Linked DNA regions of Homo sapiens: regions 2 and 3 are each linked to region 1. Evidence: chromatin loops called from intact Hi-C (ENCODE). Cell type or tissue: GM12878. All regions are shown on one strand.

Evidence for each region. Hi-C counts contacts between places; a loop is a spot of excess contacts. Peaks named below come from ENCODE experiments on the same cell type or tissue, not always from the same donor. Only the 100,000 strongest peaks of a DNase experiment are listed, where the experiment ranks them.
Region 2: it touches region 1 in a loop (9-fold over the local background); 23 of 110 quality-filtered maps call a loop at or near these places.
Region 3: it touches region 1 in a loop (7-fold over the local background); 2 of 110 quality-filtered maps call a loop at or near these places.

Annotation. Positions count from the first base shown.
Region 1 is chr9:125,628,662-125,633,661 of GRCh38, forward strand. The region is part of intron 4 of MAPKAP1 (MAPK associated protein 1); the gene reads right to left. Among named protein-coding and RNA genes, the nearest start is that of MAPKAP1, 76 kb to the right of the region's middle. In GM12878, a CTCF peak has its summit at 2,833 (motif pointing left); DNase peaks (open chromatin) are centred at 2,835 and 4,080; H3K4me3 peaks cover 987 bases; H3K27ac peaks cover 4,648 bases.
Region 2 is chr9:125,426,283-125,431,282 of GRCh38, forward strand. All of the region lies in intron 2 of LOC112268055 (a long non-coding RNA gene), which reads left to right. Among named protein-coding and RNA genes, the nearest start is that of GAPVD1, 170 kb to the left of the region's middle. In GM12878, a CTCF peak has its summit at 1,898 (motif pointing right); a DNase peak (open chromatin) is centred at 2,183.
Region 3 is chr9:125,821,491-125,826,490 of GRCh38, forward strand. All of the region lies in intron 2 of PBX3 (PBX homeobox 3), which reads left to right. Among named protein-coding and RNA genes, the nearest start is that of PBX3, 77 kb to the left of the region's middle. In GM12878, no CTCF peak of the experiment used is centred here; a DNase peak (open chromatin) is centred at 2,791; H3K4me3 peaks cover 329 bases; H3K27ac peaks cover 449 bases.

The DNA of each region.
Region 1 (5,000 bases):
TGATTTCTTGGAATATGACACCAAAAGCATGGGTAATCAAAGCAAAAACAGACAAATGGGACTATATCAAACTCAAAAACTTCTGTGCAGCAAAGAAAACAACAGAGTAAAAAGGCAACCTATGCAACAGGACAAAATATTTGCAAACCATACATCTAATCAGGGGTCATGTATCTAACCAGAATATATAATGAACTCTACAACTCAACAACAACAACAACAACAAGAACAACAACAACAAAAACAATTTAAAATGGGCAAAGGACTTGCATAGATGTAAAAATGGACAACAAGCATATGAGAAGATGCTCAACATCACTAATATTAGAGAAACACGAATTGAAACCACAACGAGGTACCATACTTACACCTGTTAGGATGGTCACTGTCAAAACACACACACACACACACACACACACACACACACACACCAGAAAATAAAAAGTGTTGCAAAGGATGTGGAAAAAGTGGAAGCCTGTGCACTGTTGGTAGAAATGTAAAATAATGCAACCACGATGGAAAGCAATGTGAGGTTCCTCAAAAAATTACAAATTGCATATAATTTCAGTAATCCCACTTCTGGGTATACACGCAAAAGAACTGAAAACAGATATTTGTACTGAAAAGAGATATTTGTACTTCCATGTTCAGCACACCATTATTCACAATAGCCAAGAAGTGAAAACCTAAATGTCCATAAAAAGATGAATGGATAAAGAGAATGTGGTGTGTATATACAATGGAACATTATTCAGCTTTTGAAAAGAAGGAAATCCTGTCCTATGCTACAACATGGATGAACCTTGAGGACATGATGCTAAGTGAAATAAGCCAGTCAGAAAAAGACAAATACTGCATGATTCCAGTATTACTACCATATATCTTATGAGGGATCTAAAGCATTCAAACTTTTGGAAACAAAGTAAAAAAGTAGCTGCCAGGGCTGGGGGCAAGAGGAAAAGGGAAGTTGTTCAATGGACATAAAGTTTCAGTTTTGCAAGACTGAAGTTTGAGAGGTCTGTTGACAGCAACGTACATATAGTTACTACCATATTGAACACTTAACATTGGTTAAGATGGTAAATTTTATGTGTTTTTTTGACAATTTTAACTGAAAAATAAAAAAGAAAAGAAGACACGGAAATGCAGGCATGGTTCACTCCCAAACACCTATACTAGTCGAAGCAGACAAGGCCATGTATAACACAAAATGTCACTTTTAGATGTCCTTGGAGTATAATAAATGTGGCTTTTGTAAACACACAATTTATAAACATATTTAAATGACATGAATATCAAAATTAGTTTGTATGCTTCAGCTCACAAACTATGTGGGGAAGTAGGATGGAAGTGCACTGAGAGGCAGGGGACACTGAGCCTAGGGTCAACTAAGGCCTTAGAACCCCTACAAAGTAGAAACATAACAGTCAAGGCCAGGAATCAGTGACACCTAACTCTAGTAATCTCTGAGACAGTCAAGGGTCCAGGAACTCTCGCTCGGTCACCCAGGCTGGAGTGCAGTGGCATAATCACAGCTCACCGCAGCCTCGACTTCCCCGGCTCAACCGATCCTCCTGCCTCAGCCTCCCAAGTAGCTGAGACAACAGGCGCGTGCCACCACACCTGGCTAATTTCTTTTTTTTTTCTTTTTGCAGACACAGGGCCTCCCTATGTTGCCCAGGCTGGTCTTGAAATCCTGGGCTCAAGTGATTCCCCAGTCTCAGCCGCCCAAACTTCTGGGATTACAGGCATCAGCCACCATGCCCAGCCTCCAATAACTCGATTCTACAATAACTGGCTAGATTCCTACTCAGCACAAGTCCATACCAGGTGCTTTGTAAAACACTATCTCTGGCCTTCACATATTGTATGGTTTATTATTTTACAGATGAGGAAATCTTTGGCCCAAAGCAGTGCAGCAGCCCTGGTATGTCAATGCAAGTCTAGGGAGTTAGGACACAAACAGCCAACACTGAACCCTTAATCATGGAAAGATGATTAACACCTCTGCTATGGTTTGGATGTTTGTCCTCTTCAAACCTTATGTTGAAATCTGATCCCAAATGTTGGAAATGGGGCCTAATGGGAGGTGTTTGGATCATGGAGGCAGATCCCTCATGAATAAATTAATACCTTCCCTGAGAAGTGAGTTCTTACTCTATTAGTTCCAGAGACAGCTGCTTATTAAAAAGAGGTTGGGTTGATCACTTGAGCCCAGGAGTTTGAGACCAGCCTGGGCAACAAACAAAGGGAGACGCCATCTCTACAAAAAATAATTTTTAAAAATTAGCTGGGCATGGTGGCATGCACCTGTGGTCCCAGCTACCTGAGAGGCTGAGGCAGAAGGACTGCTTGAGCCCAAGAGTCTGAAGCTGCAGCAAGCTGTCATCACACCACTGCACTCCAGCCTAGGTGATACAGTGAGATCCTGTCTCAAAAAAAAAAAAAAAGCCTGATACCTCCCCGTGTCCTTCTTCCTCTCTCACCATGTGATCTCTGCATTCCCCAGCTCCCCATCTGCCTTCCTTAATGAGTAAAAGCAGCCTGAGGCCCTCACCAGGTGCAGATGCCCAATCTCGAACTTTCCAGCCATCAGAATTGTGAACCATAAAAACCTTTTTGTTTTATAAACTACTCAGTCTCCAGCATTTTGTTATAGCAACATAAAATGAATGAAGACAACTGCCTTTGCTCTGTCCAGCCTGGCAGAGCCATGCAGAGCATCTTCTACCCAAGAACCCTTCTACTATTTTCAGGCAATGTTCACATCTTCTCTGGATGGATTCTGTAAAGCCCAACTCATATGCCCCACCCGGTTCCTAGTCTCTACCACCTCCTTGTGGCACTTGTCTGAATAGACACTTATAGTTGTAAATGTCTGTTGTACAGAACTTACTATACCTCACCACACTAAATTCCCTACTTTTGCTAACCACAGCCATGGTGATTTATTCAGACGTAAGGATGTCAGTTTCCTGCTCCAAATACAACTAGCAGGAGCAAATCAAAACTCTTCTTGATCAAGCCTCGTCTCTCACCTCCTCTGCTCTCAGCCTCCACATTCCAGTCATACCCTACTACTTTCATTGCCCAGAATTTACCAGCATCTCTCACCTCAGATGTTTACACCAGCACTTCACCTACCTAGAAGCCTCCTGCCTAACCTCCTCCCATCCTTCAAGGCTTGGCTTAGGGGTCATCTAAGGAGTCTTCCCTGATATTCTCCCATGCGAAGCCCAGGCCAGGTGTCCTTCCTCTAAGAAACTCACCATACTAGGCCAGGCGTGGTGGCTCATGTCTGTAATCCCAGCACTTTGCAAGGCCGAGGCGGGCAGATCCCTTGAGGTAAGGAGTTCAAGACCAGCCTGGCCAACATGGTGAAACTCCATCTCTACTAAAAATACAAAAAAATTAGCCAGGCATGGTGGCACATGCCTGTAGTCCCAGCTACCTGGGAGGCTGAGGCAGAAGAATCACTTGAACCCAGGAGGAAGAGCCTGCAGTGAGCTGAGATCACGCCACTGCACTCCAGCCTGGGTGACAGAGCAAGACTCCGTCTCAAAGAAAAAAAAAAAAGAAGAAACTCACCATACTAAACTTTTCCTCTCATAGCATTTATTATGCTATATTATAATTGTCTGACTTCCCTACAAGATTACACATACCATTAAATTAGGGACTATCTCATTCACTATTGTATCCTCAGCATTAGTCAAGTCCCTGGCACATACAGGCACTCAAGAAATATTTGAGAAATGAATGCATGAGTTTTCCTTCTAACTACCTGGCTCTGCTGAATCATACTGAGGTTACAATTAACCATGACCCTAAACCTTTTCTTTCATGTGCTACTTGGTTAAACCTCATCTTCCTCTTCCCCTTTTCCACTGCCACCCCCATACACAAATGACTGCATCTTATGACTTAAGTGCAAGTATCATTTTGGTGTGTCAAGACCACTTTAGTCCCTGACTTTGTCACTGCACATGCCTGCTATTCTTCCCAGCCTTCTGCCTTCCACAAGTGTCATCAGCCTATCATCAATGTTCTCATTCAGGTCCCTGACAGCAATGAACACACAAGAGACCTACAGCTTGCCACGAAAGATAGCTCTCCAGTTTGACATAAATCCATTAATCACCACTCTGTGCCTCGTCTCTCAGCCAGGTGCAAAGTCCACCTGACCACAATGTGACTGGAGAATATCTCCAGCTTGCGTGCAAGAATACTATGCAAAAATTGATGCTTTACTGAAATTCAGAACAAAGAATTTTAACCACAGCCCTCTATCTAGCTAACAACCCTATCCAAGAAAGAAATGGGCTTGTTCTGCCCTGCTTGGTTCTGAGGAAACCCATGGTGGCTCCTAGCAATCACTACTTCCCTTTTTTGAATTTACAAGCCCTTTAGCTCTGCTAAGTGAGCTGTTGTAAATGCAAGACCGCTCAATCCCAAAGCTGAAAAGAGAAGTCTATGAAGTGTGAGTTGCTGAAGGAGACTTCATGAAAGAAGTGAGATTTAAGGAAGATTTCAATGCACAGCGCCAACAGAGCTTGGTAGAGGACACAGGGAGAGTAGCCAAATCTAAGTGTGAGTAACAGGGACAGCAAGGCTGATTGTGGATAACAAAGACAGCAAGTCAGAAAGCCTGGCCCAAGTATCACCTGGGACAAACAGGGACTAATAAAAAGCAAGTTCTTCCTGCTGGGCTGCCTCCTTGAGCCAAAAGGTCAACCACAGCTGGGCTTCTGCCTGAATTCTTATTTTAAATATAATAGAACACATATTAGATTAAGCTGAGACAGAAAGTAATCCTTACATAAAAGACAGTTGTCAGAATGGCCAATCTAGTTTCTCCTAAGCACTTTCTGATGACGAATCCACCACCAGGATTATGTGTAATGGGCAATTTTGATGCAAAGTACTATTTTGCAACATTGTCCCATTTCTCTTCCAGAAAAATGCAGAGGTAATTATGTACTCATAGTCAGTGTAGCAAA
Region 2 (5,000 bases), 200 kb before region 1:
GTGGTGGCCGACATGTACCCAGGCTCGTGTGCCCAGGCAGAGCTCCTGAAGCTGGAGAATGGGTCTAGGCCACGCCTGGCCTCGTGCTCACGGCTCCAGCTGCATCCCCTGCCTTCCTATTGTCTGCCCAAGGGCACCCTTGGTCCAGTCCTGTCCTCTGTGGCTCTGTCTGTGTTCTGGGCTTCTCAGTTGCACCAGCAGAAGGCAGTCATTTGTCCCACAAATGTTTTTTAAGGCTGGGTGTGGTGGCATGTGCCTGTAATCCCAGCTATTCGGGAGTATGAGGCACAAGAATTGCTTGAACCTGGGAGATGGAGGTTGCAGTGAGCCAAGATCACGCCATTGCACTCCAGCCTGGGCAAGACAGGGAGACCCTGTCTCAAAAAAAAAAAAAAAAAAAGCGAAAAGAAAAGCTCATTGAGCACCTGCACACTTGCACATGCCGGCCACTGTGCTGGGTCCTAATGCCTCATCCTCAGCTGAGGGCGTCATCTTCTGGGTGGCTTTTTCCTAGGTTTCCCTGTCCCCCTCCGCACGTGCACAGCCACAAAACCGGCTCTCCTCAGAAATCTCTCTCCTATCGACTACCTCATTTATTTCTCACAACCCTGTAGAGGAGGGATTACTAGCGCATTTGACAGATGAGGAAACTGAGGCTCAGAGGGTGAAGTGACTGGCCTGGTGTCACACAGATAGGGGAGGAGGCAGAGCTGGGAGTTCAACACCGACCTGTACAGCTCTAGAACGGCGCTCTTGGTGTCCCGTGCCTTAGCTGTGTGCCCTGGCGGACTCACTGGGCACCCTGAGCCTTGCTCTCCTCATCTGCGCACGGGATACATGTTCTAGGCCTGCGTGGGGCGTGCGGGCGGGAGCCATGCGTGCGGGGCGTGCGGGCGGGAGCTGCAGGCGGGGGCTGAGGCTTGGAGTCTGGAAAGCATTCTAGGGGTGGAAGCCAGAGCTTCTCTGTGTGTGTGAGAAAGAGTATCCCCATTCAGCTTTCATGGTCTGGCACCTCCCACCACAATAGAATTATTCAAACTGAGTTAATTTGCTGAGTGGGACTTGGGGCTCCTTCAGGTTCAAGCCAGATTGAGGTGTGGGAGAGGGGTAGCAAGGGGGTGGCCAAGTGGCCTGAGAGTGTCCCATGGGAACACCCGCCCACCCATTCATTCATTCATGCATGCATGCATTCATTCAACAAACCTTATTTTGTGCCAGGCCTGCTCTGGGCGCTGGGGATACAGTGAGAGGGGAACAAGTCAGATTCGAGTCCTCCCCCACCAGAGCTCCTATCCCGGGGCAGGAGACAGACTGGAGCTAGGGAGGCCCGGGAGGAGGCCACTGCTATGTGGTCCAGGAGAGTGATGGTGGCACCCGGATGGAGGCAAGAGTGGCCCTGAGGATCCCATGGAAGTGTAAAGGGTGACTCAGCCTCAGCGAGGTGAAGGGACTTGCCCAGGGTCACACAGTTAACAGGCGGTGGCGCCAGTTTGTCTGACTGGAGACCGCGCTGTCAGCCGGCCACTGCCACGGCTCCCGAAACAGCATCGCCCATACCGAGTCCCGAGCTACCCCAGCTCTAGACATGCGTGCATGCACTTCGGTCACAAGTGTGCCTGGGGAAGTTGCGTGTCACCCCCTTCTTGGAACACAGTGCACAGTGGCCCGTTGAAGGCTCTGAGGGACCCCGCAGGAGCAAAAACTGCCATGTTCAGCGTGGAGTTCCCAGACCTCTGTGGCCATGGAACCTTTTGGACACTTTTTAACATACGTTCTAGTCATTGGATATTTGTTGAGTGTGTGCTACATGCCAGAGACTGATGAGCAGAGCTGGCTTGGTCCCTGTCATCTGGGAGCGATGGCCTGTGAGGCCCCTTCCCTGGGCCCCACCACAAGAGGGAGCCCCAGGGCAGGAAGGCTGCTTGTCCTCCCTGCAGCCCCTCCCGCCTCTGGGAGTCAGTGCTCAGAGGTGGGGCCGCGGCAGCTGGGTGGGGGTGGCCCTGGGAGGCCTAGTAGTCTTTGGTCTGGAGGCCATGGGCGTCCTCACCACCGGTGTGACAAGGAGACCAAGAAGGAGAGGTGACACCAACCCAGCCCTCAGTGAAAGGGTGTGTGGCTTGGCCCTTGGGCCTGGCTGGCTGGATCCTGTGCTGAGGGCTGGGCTCATAGGGGATTCCCTCTGGTGGCATCCCCCATCATGGGTTTCCACTCCTGCATCAAAGTGTCTTGACTAAGATGTTGACTTCATGGGATCAAAGCCACCCAGCTTGGCAGTCTCTTCCCCAGATGCTCTGGAAACCAGCCAAGACAGCCCAGGCAGGCTTCCTGGAGGAAGAGGTCCTGGAGTCAGGCCAGAGGGAACAGCCCAGCCCAGGCACCTGTGGGGAGGCTGCAGATAGTGATGGTGACAACCAAGGGCTTGGGGAGGGGCCAGAGAATCCACTTCCAATATTGGCCCCGCCTTGGCAGCTGTGCACCTTGGGAAAACAACATGACTGCTGCAGGCCTCGATGTCCTCATCTGTAAAATGGGATGATGACAGACCTGGAGGTGGCCCTTCAGGCCCTCACCCACGGTGGCCCAGGGGAAGATTCCGCTGCTGGCAGCATGGGCCTGGGAGAGGAGACAGGGCTGCTCACATTTGCCTTCCCCTCTGAAGAGTGGGGCTTGGGAAAATACTCCTTGACCTGAAAAAGCCTCAACTGGACGCTCCTGTGGGTCCGTCACAGATACGACTTTGCAAATCAGATGTGACAGGGAAATGTGTGCTGAGATGGTGGCCAGCTGCTGGGCTGCGGGGGAGGGGCTGCTGAGGGACCCACACGGCCTCCTCCGAGAACAGACGCCTCTGCCAGGCCATGTGGAGCGCAGGTGTGCGGGGCCGGCCGCTCTTGGATTAAAGTCACACACACACACACACACACACACACGCCAGGTGCATACACTTAAACTCACGTGCATGTACACACATGCAGAAACTCACAACACATACACTCACACATGGTTACATGCACACACTTGCACACACATGCTCACAGAGACACACACAGACACACCCACACGAGGACACACTGGGAGGAAGTGTTCGGGATTGGAGCCCAAGCCAGGTCCAGGTCCATGAATGCCCTTTCCTTCCTTCTCCCTTTAGGTCTTGCCGTAGTGAAATGATGCTAAGAACCCCTGCTTTTGGGGGATTTTGAAAAAATAATTTTAAAAAGTATTTGCACTGTGATTGGCACCTAGGAACAGCTGAAGAGGCCCGCCCACTCCGGCTGTCCCCTGCCCCTTTCCTTCACTCTAGGGTGGCTGCTGAGGTCCCTGACCATGGAAGGTGGGCACATGGGTGGCGAGCTGGCCTCCATGTCTGGGAGGTGCGGCGCTGTGGCTGTCCGCCAGGAGCTGGCTCTGTGATAGCCCAGGAATCTGTGTCAAGTCACGAAGGGCCCCTCACAGCCTCTGGGCAGGGACACACAAAAGTCCCTCCCCGCAAACCCAGAGACCTCCTTTCCCAAGGGGAGAAACCAGCAATGCGAGAGGAGTGCCGAGAACCCCTCTTTCTGTGGTGAGTGGGGGACTCACACGGTTCCCATGATGGGGACCCTTTGGCTGGGGTCTTCATGCAGGTTGACCTCTCGGCCCCTGTGGCCAGGGCACCCGAGCCCGGACTCACCCCATCACACCTCTCACTGAGAACGGGTTGCACTTGTGCCCCAACTCCTCCCCTTGGCGAATTCCTCTTGGGGTTCCTTGCCTCAGAATCTGTCCTCCCCAGGTGTCCTCCACTGTCACCCTCCAATGGGATGCATCAGGGCCGGGGCAGCTTTTCCCCAGGCATGTTCTCAGGCCCGGGCTACAGACAGGACACGGGGAGAACGTGTCCACCTCCACTCCCCAGCTGCCTGCTGCAGACATCTGGTCACCCGGGCACTAGAGGATGGGTCAAAGCCCTGGACTGTGAGTTCCCCAAGGAAGGCTCTGACTCGGGTCCTTTCTCTACCTTCAGGGCCCTCTTGAGGCCTGGTGCAGGGCTGGCGTCAGTGGACACGTGTTGAATGAGCACTGAATGCTTACGTTCGTCCTGGGTGGGAACCCACCTCCCACCAGGAAACTGCTCTCATCTTCTTAGTGGCCGCCTGCCCCACTGAGCCCGAATTAGGAGGGAATCCTCGGGCTTCCTCTGGGCAGGCTTCGGAAGGGTTCCCGCCTGGTCCCCGCGTTCCCCCAGCATCCTGCACGGATGCAGCTCACTCCACCAGTGCCTTCCCCTGCCGGGATGCAGACGCTCTTTATAAATCTCAATTAACAAGGCTGCTGCAGTCACAGACACTGGTTGGAGCCCAAACTGTGGCTCATCTCTGTTGATCAATGCATCCAACCCTGCCCTGAAAGTGATGAGAAGGCAGAGCCGTGCGTCTCACCAGATTCTTTGTCTCCACATTGTACATTCCCTGTTCTGGTTAACAACTGCAGACCACTGGCTGCCACTGGGCCGGGCCCTCCCTGTGTAGGATCTCAGTGCATCTTCCCAGCAGCCCTGTGAGGGAGGTTATTTCTGTCCCCATTTCACGGACAGGTCCTCAGAAAGATTGAGAGATTCACCCAAAGACCCTGGCCTGGGGACTCACGGTGCAGCTCAGCCCAGGCTGGTGGGGTGTGTGCCTCAGGCCTCAGCCTCCTGAGTCTAGGGGGACATGAATCCCCCAGCCTCACCTCCCCCAAAGGTAACTGTGAGCACCCATCCCTGCCATTTCAGGGCCTTCCCCTGGCTGTCCTTGGCCTAGTCCCAGGAGGAGGGGCTGGACAGACAGAAGGAACAGGAGGCTGCACCTCACGGGCCAAGCCTGGGGACTTACACACACCCCGTGGGGGTCCCTGCATCATCAGGTGATTGATAGCTCCTAGGAGCTGGGGTGGGGTGCAGATCAGTCAAAACAAAACAAAAATGATGGTTCACCAGCACTTCGGGAGGCTGAGACAGGAGGATCACTTGAGCCCAGGAG
Region 3 (5,000 bases), 190 kb after region 1:
GATCATATTAATTGTGTTATTTTTTACTTTTCTGTAGTAACTAACTTGTTGGTAGTATTTCATGGTAAGATTTGTTATTGTCTAAATAAAGAAATCTATTTGGTTTTCCCAGATCTCAAAGATGCTACTATTTCTTACCGAATTTATTGCTTAACTCATTTGAAGATTAGTTTCATTTTATCACCAATTGTTGCTCTGGTGGTTCCCCTGTGAAACACAGTGAAATAATTCAAGGATTCTCAAATTTGAGAAATTTTGAAATTAGCTCTGTCCACTATATAGTTTTAAAAAGTACAAATTATTTGTTTCAAGTTACTATTCATTCTTGACTGTATTGTTGTTTTACCCCTTAAAGGCTGCTAATGAGAAATAGAGCCTCATTATGATTTTAAGGATGAGAGAGGAAGGCTTTTAATTAATGATATGTAAATGGTCTTGAATTGATTATGTTAGAATATCAAGAGAGATGGGTAGAAGCTGTGGTGTAATATATTTTAATTAAGAATTAATTAAAAATGATGGCAATTTCATAAAGCCTCACAGAAAATAGTGGAATTTACTTTCTGTCAGGAGTAAATTAGCCTGTGATTAAATAAAGGGCCTGCATTAATAGTGGAGTTATTTTTAAACTGTGCTATGAAGAATTATGTAATTTTTCCTAAATAAGTAAAATTAAAATTTAATATTTAAAGGTGGGTAGTAAATGGTGGCAGAGAGCTAACTTATTTTTATGACTCAAATATATTGTTTCTTCTTTATAAAATTTTGTGTAAATATTTTTAACCTCAGCATATACAGCATATAGCTTTAAAAGAATGGACTTTGTCTGTTCTATTGCCCATTTGGCATTGGGGATAAGGAATGCTCTTACACGTAGCCATGGCAGTGGTTTTCCTCTTGTACACAAGATCTGGGAAAGATCTTTACTGATGACTGAAAATTATTTTTAAAGGAGGTACTCTTCTTTTTTTCCCTGTTCTCCAGAGTTTAAAAACGTTTCTTCCTTAGATGTGGTTTTTCATTGTAAATAATACTCTTTCTTTAGAAACTCTAAAATGTGTATATTTCTTTACGTTGAAACCTGAAATTTCCCTGAGCATACCGTTTATTCAGACTCAGACTACACTATTTTTATAAACATTTTTTTCCACTAGTTTAGAGAAATGTTTTAAAAGGAAACTTGTCTTTGAGTTCAACTTGGATTGTAATTTGAATGTAGAAGAAAGGCTGCATAATCCAATCAAAGCATATATTTCATTAATGTTTTTTGTACATTAATACAGGGTATCTCAGTATAGTAGCTTATTATATTGAGTTATTATTTAAAACCCCACATAATACATTATGATACCCTCAACCTTAATTCAGTACTTCATACTTGTGAAACACCCCATAATGAGTAGTTGAATTTTGGGATTTTATGGATCATCCATATCAATAGTTATATAACTTGTGGGGTTTTTTAGTTTTTTTGTTTTGTTTGCTAAGTAGCTAAAAAAAAAAAAAAGATGTGAGTTTTACTTTGTCAGAACCTCCCACCATTCATTAATTCTCCTAACTCACCTATGTTTGCCTATTTAGCAAGTATGCCTCTTGTATGTGTAAGTTTGTGGTATGGTCATATTTGATGACGCTTCTGTGGTTCTTGAAACTCCAAAATACAGTTGTGGGAAAAGTGGAGAAACGAACATTCTCTGGTTCCCTCTGCAAATGCTGACCATTGCTGTTGATTATTGACATTTTCAAATTTACTTCAGTCACTGTAATATATAAAAATAAGCATCACAAATAAAAGTTGTCATGACCCTGTGAGGAAATTGTTGTTGATGTGCTATTTAACTTTTATTTACCTGTACATGCTGCTCAGAAAATGGTTTTTATGTACCAGTGTGTGTTATGCTGTTCATTGAAGTATTACCATAGCAACAGTAATATCTCTTGCTTTCATCTTAATGCTGATTTCAAGATACAAAGATAGTTTTTAAAAGACTGAATTTAACATATATAATGTTAATATGGTCCTTTTTAAGGAGGATAAATTACTTTTTTTTTTGGTAATAGTGTTAAATAAAGTTTTAAAGGCTAAATAGTCTGTTAGTGCCTCAATGAAATTTCTGTGTTAGCTACTTTGGATCAGTCTCCTTTTTTAAAAAAAGAAAGAAAGAAAGATTAAAAAAGAATTCTGTATGTTTTTATCTTGGGGTTTAGAAGACAGAAAAGAATGGTTAAGAGAAGGAAGTACAGATCCAATGGGAAACAGTTAAAAGATTTGGAACGTGTTTTGACTAGAGAAAAGTAGGCTAGGCTGGGCGCGGTGGCTCATGTCTGTAATCCCAGCACTTTGGGAGGCTGAGGTGGGTGAATGACTTGAGGTCAGGAGTTCGAGACCAGCTTGGCCAACATGGTGAAACCCCATCTCTACCAAAAATGCAAAAATTAGCCAGGCATGGTGGCCCGCACCTGTAGTCCCAGCCACTCAGGAGGCTGAGGCAGGAGAATTGCTTGAACCTGGGAGTCAGAGGTCGCAGTGAGCTGAGATCGTGCCACTGCACTCCAGCCTGGGTGACAGAGCAAGACTTTGTCTCAAAAAAAAAAAAAAAATGTAGGCTAAAGGGTTAAAGGATTTTTATGAGCTTGATGCCAGGTGTTTGACCTCTGTATACAACTACTATTATTATTTTTAGCTTTATCAATAAAGGATGAAACATAAGGAAGTGTCCTGAAAGTGAAAGTAAGAAAGATTGTGGTTTGATTTGTAGAGGGGCTACGTAACCACTAGAGTGAAAAATGACTGGTCCGTTTGTGAGTCTCTGTACCTGTTGATCTGTCTTGGGTGTGTGCTAGATATGCCTGGAATGAAGAATCTTAACCAGAAGCATGCTCAAGGGCCTGTCCACAGTTCCGTTATTCCATGATGCCTTATTGATCCAGTATTTCAAAGGAAAGTATACCTTTCTTTATTATGAGAATGCATATTTAATTAATTTGTTGTGCACAGGACACTTAGGCTTCTCATTGCTGTTTTCCAGGTGTCTCAAAGGACAAGATAACTCTAGTCTCCAAGGTATATTGTAAGTCTAGTCCTAGGCCTTCCTAGTTTATAAGGAAGTTAACAGGGTCTAGAAAGATACAGTCTTTCAGACTAACAGGTTCTTATTGATTGTATTAGAATTTAAATTAGAATCTATATGATGAATTACATTTGATGAATCAGTTGGCTTTTTTTTTTTTTTAAATACTCATTGCTTACTAGACAGTGGGGGACAACAAAGTCTCCAGAAATGGCTGATCTCAGCATTGCTATCTGTAGCCGCAGCTGTTGTTATGTAACAATAACGATAGCTACCATTGACTGAACGTTGACTGTTTGCCATGCGTTGTGAAAAGTGCTTTACATGCATTAGTTCATTTAATCCTTGTATCAACTCTATGATTTAGGCCACTGATTCTCGGACTTTTTGTTTTCAGGATCTCTTTCCATACCACATTTAAAATTAAAAATAATTGAGAATTGCCAGGCATAGTGGCTCACGCCTGAAATCTCAGCACTTTGGGAGGCTGAGGCAGTGGATCACTTGAGCTCAGGAGTTCGAGACCAGCCTGGATAACATGGCGAAACCTTATCTCTACAAGAAATACAATAATTGGCTGGGCGTGGTGGCATGCACCTATTTTCCTAGCTATTCAGGAGGCTGAGGTGGGAGGATAGCTTGAACCTGGGAGGTGGAGGTTGCAGTGAGCTGAGATTGTGCTACTGCACTCCAGACTGGGCAACAAAGTGAGACTCTGTCCCCCGCAAAAAAAAACAATTATTGAGAACCTAGCAAGCTTTGGCTTATGTGGGTTATATTTATTAGTATTTACTGTATTAGAAATTTAAAAATTTTATTAGTTTATTTTAAAATAACAATAACACGTTAGCATAAGTATCATTTTAAAATAAAAAACAACTTATATTTCCAAAATAAAAAATTAGATGATTGATATTGTTTTACTTTTTTTTTTTTTTAACAAATTCTTTAATGTCTGGCTTCAACAGCTGTTTTCTCATATTTCCTTCTGCATTCTGTTGTGATGCCATGCTTCACGTAGCCTGTTGTCAACTTCATTGTATACTCATGAACAAATTAGAGTTAAAACAGAAAATGTGACATCTTAATGAATTATGAAAACAGTTTTGACCTTGCAGAGCCCTGAGGGTACCTCAGTGACCCCACGGGTACCTGGGCCACAGTTTGAAAACCACTGATTTAGAAAGTATCCTCATTTCATCAGTAAGCATCACTGTGTACTTCTGCTATCCTGTATTGCTAACAAGTGTCCATTTTTCTTTTTTACTCTCAATTTTGGCATTTAGAGGATCAATTCATGATTGTGATATCGCCAAGTTTAATGTAGTAGCTTTGTTTAGTTTAGGAATCTTATTTGGGAACTTGCCTAGAATGTCCTGGAAGGAAGTCTGTTTAATTTTGCATTGGGAGATACTTTATAAATGTTAGCTGTGGGTGGCAGTTTTCAACCAGTTAAATTCTACCATTATCTTTGAGAAAGGCAATAACGTTAATATTTAACTAGTTCCAGAAGTTAGGATAGAACATTTAATTCCAGGAGAAAACAGCTAAAATTGCCTGTAGTGAATAGAGATTCTCGCCTAGTAAATTCCTTTATTTACCACAATCTTACCAGGTTCTTTTGAGGCATGATTTTTACCTGTTTTAACATTTTTCATGGCTCAATTATTTTACATATAGGATTCTTTGAAAAAGAAGTGCTTCCTAACTTTAAATTCAAATAATTTATTTACTATTCTCATATCTTGATTATTTGTCACAAATGATATAGTAATAACCTTCCTTTCTCTTCAAAATGTTTTTATGTGAAGTTCAAACAGAATTGAAAATCAGATAATATAAGTCTTGTCGACTCTAGCTTGTCTGGAATATTCACAAATTAATGAAGGGTCATTGGTGATTATGGGATTTTTTCCTTTGAAAATATAT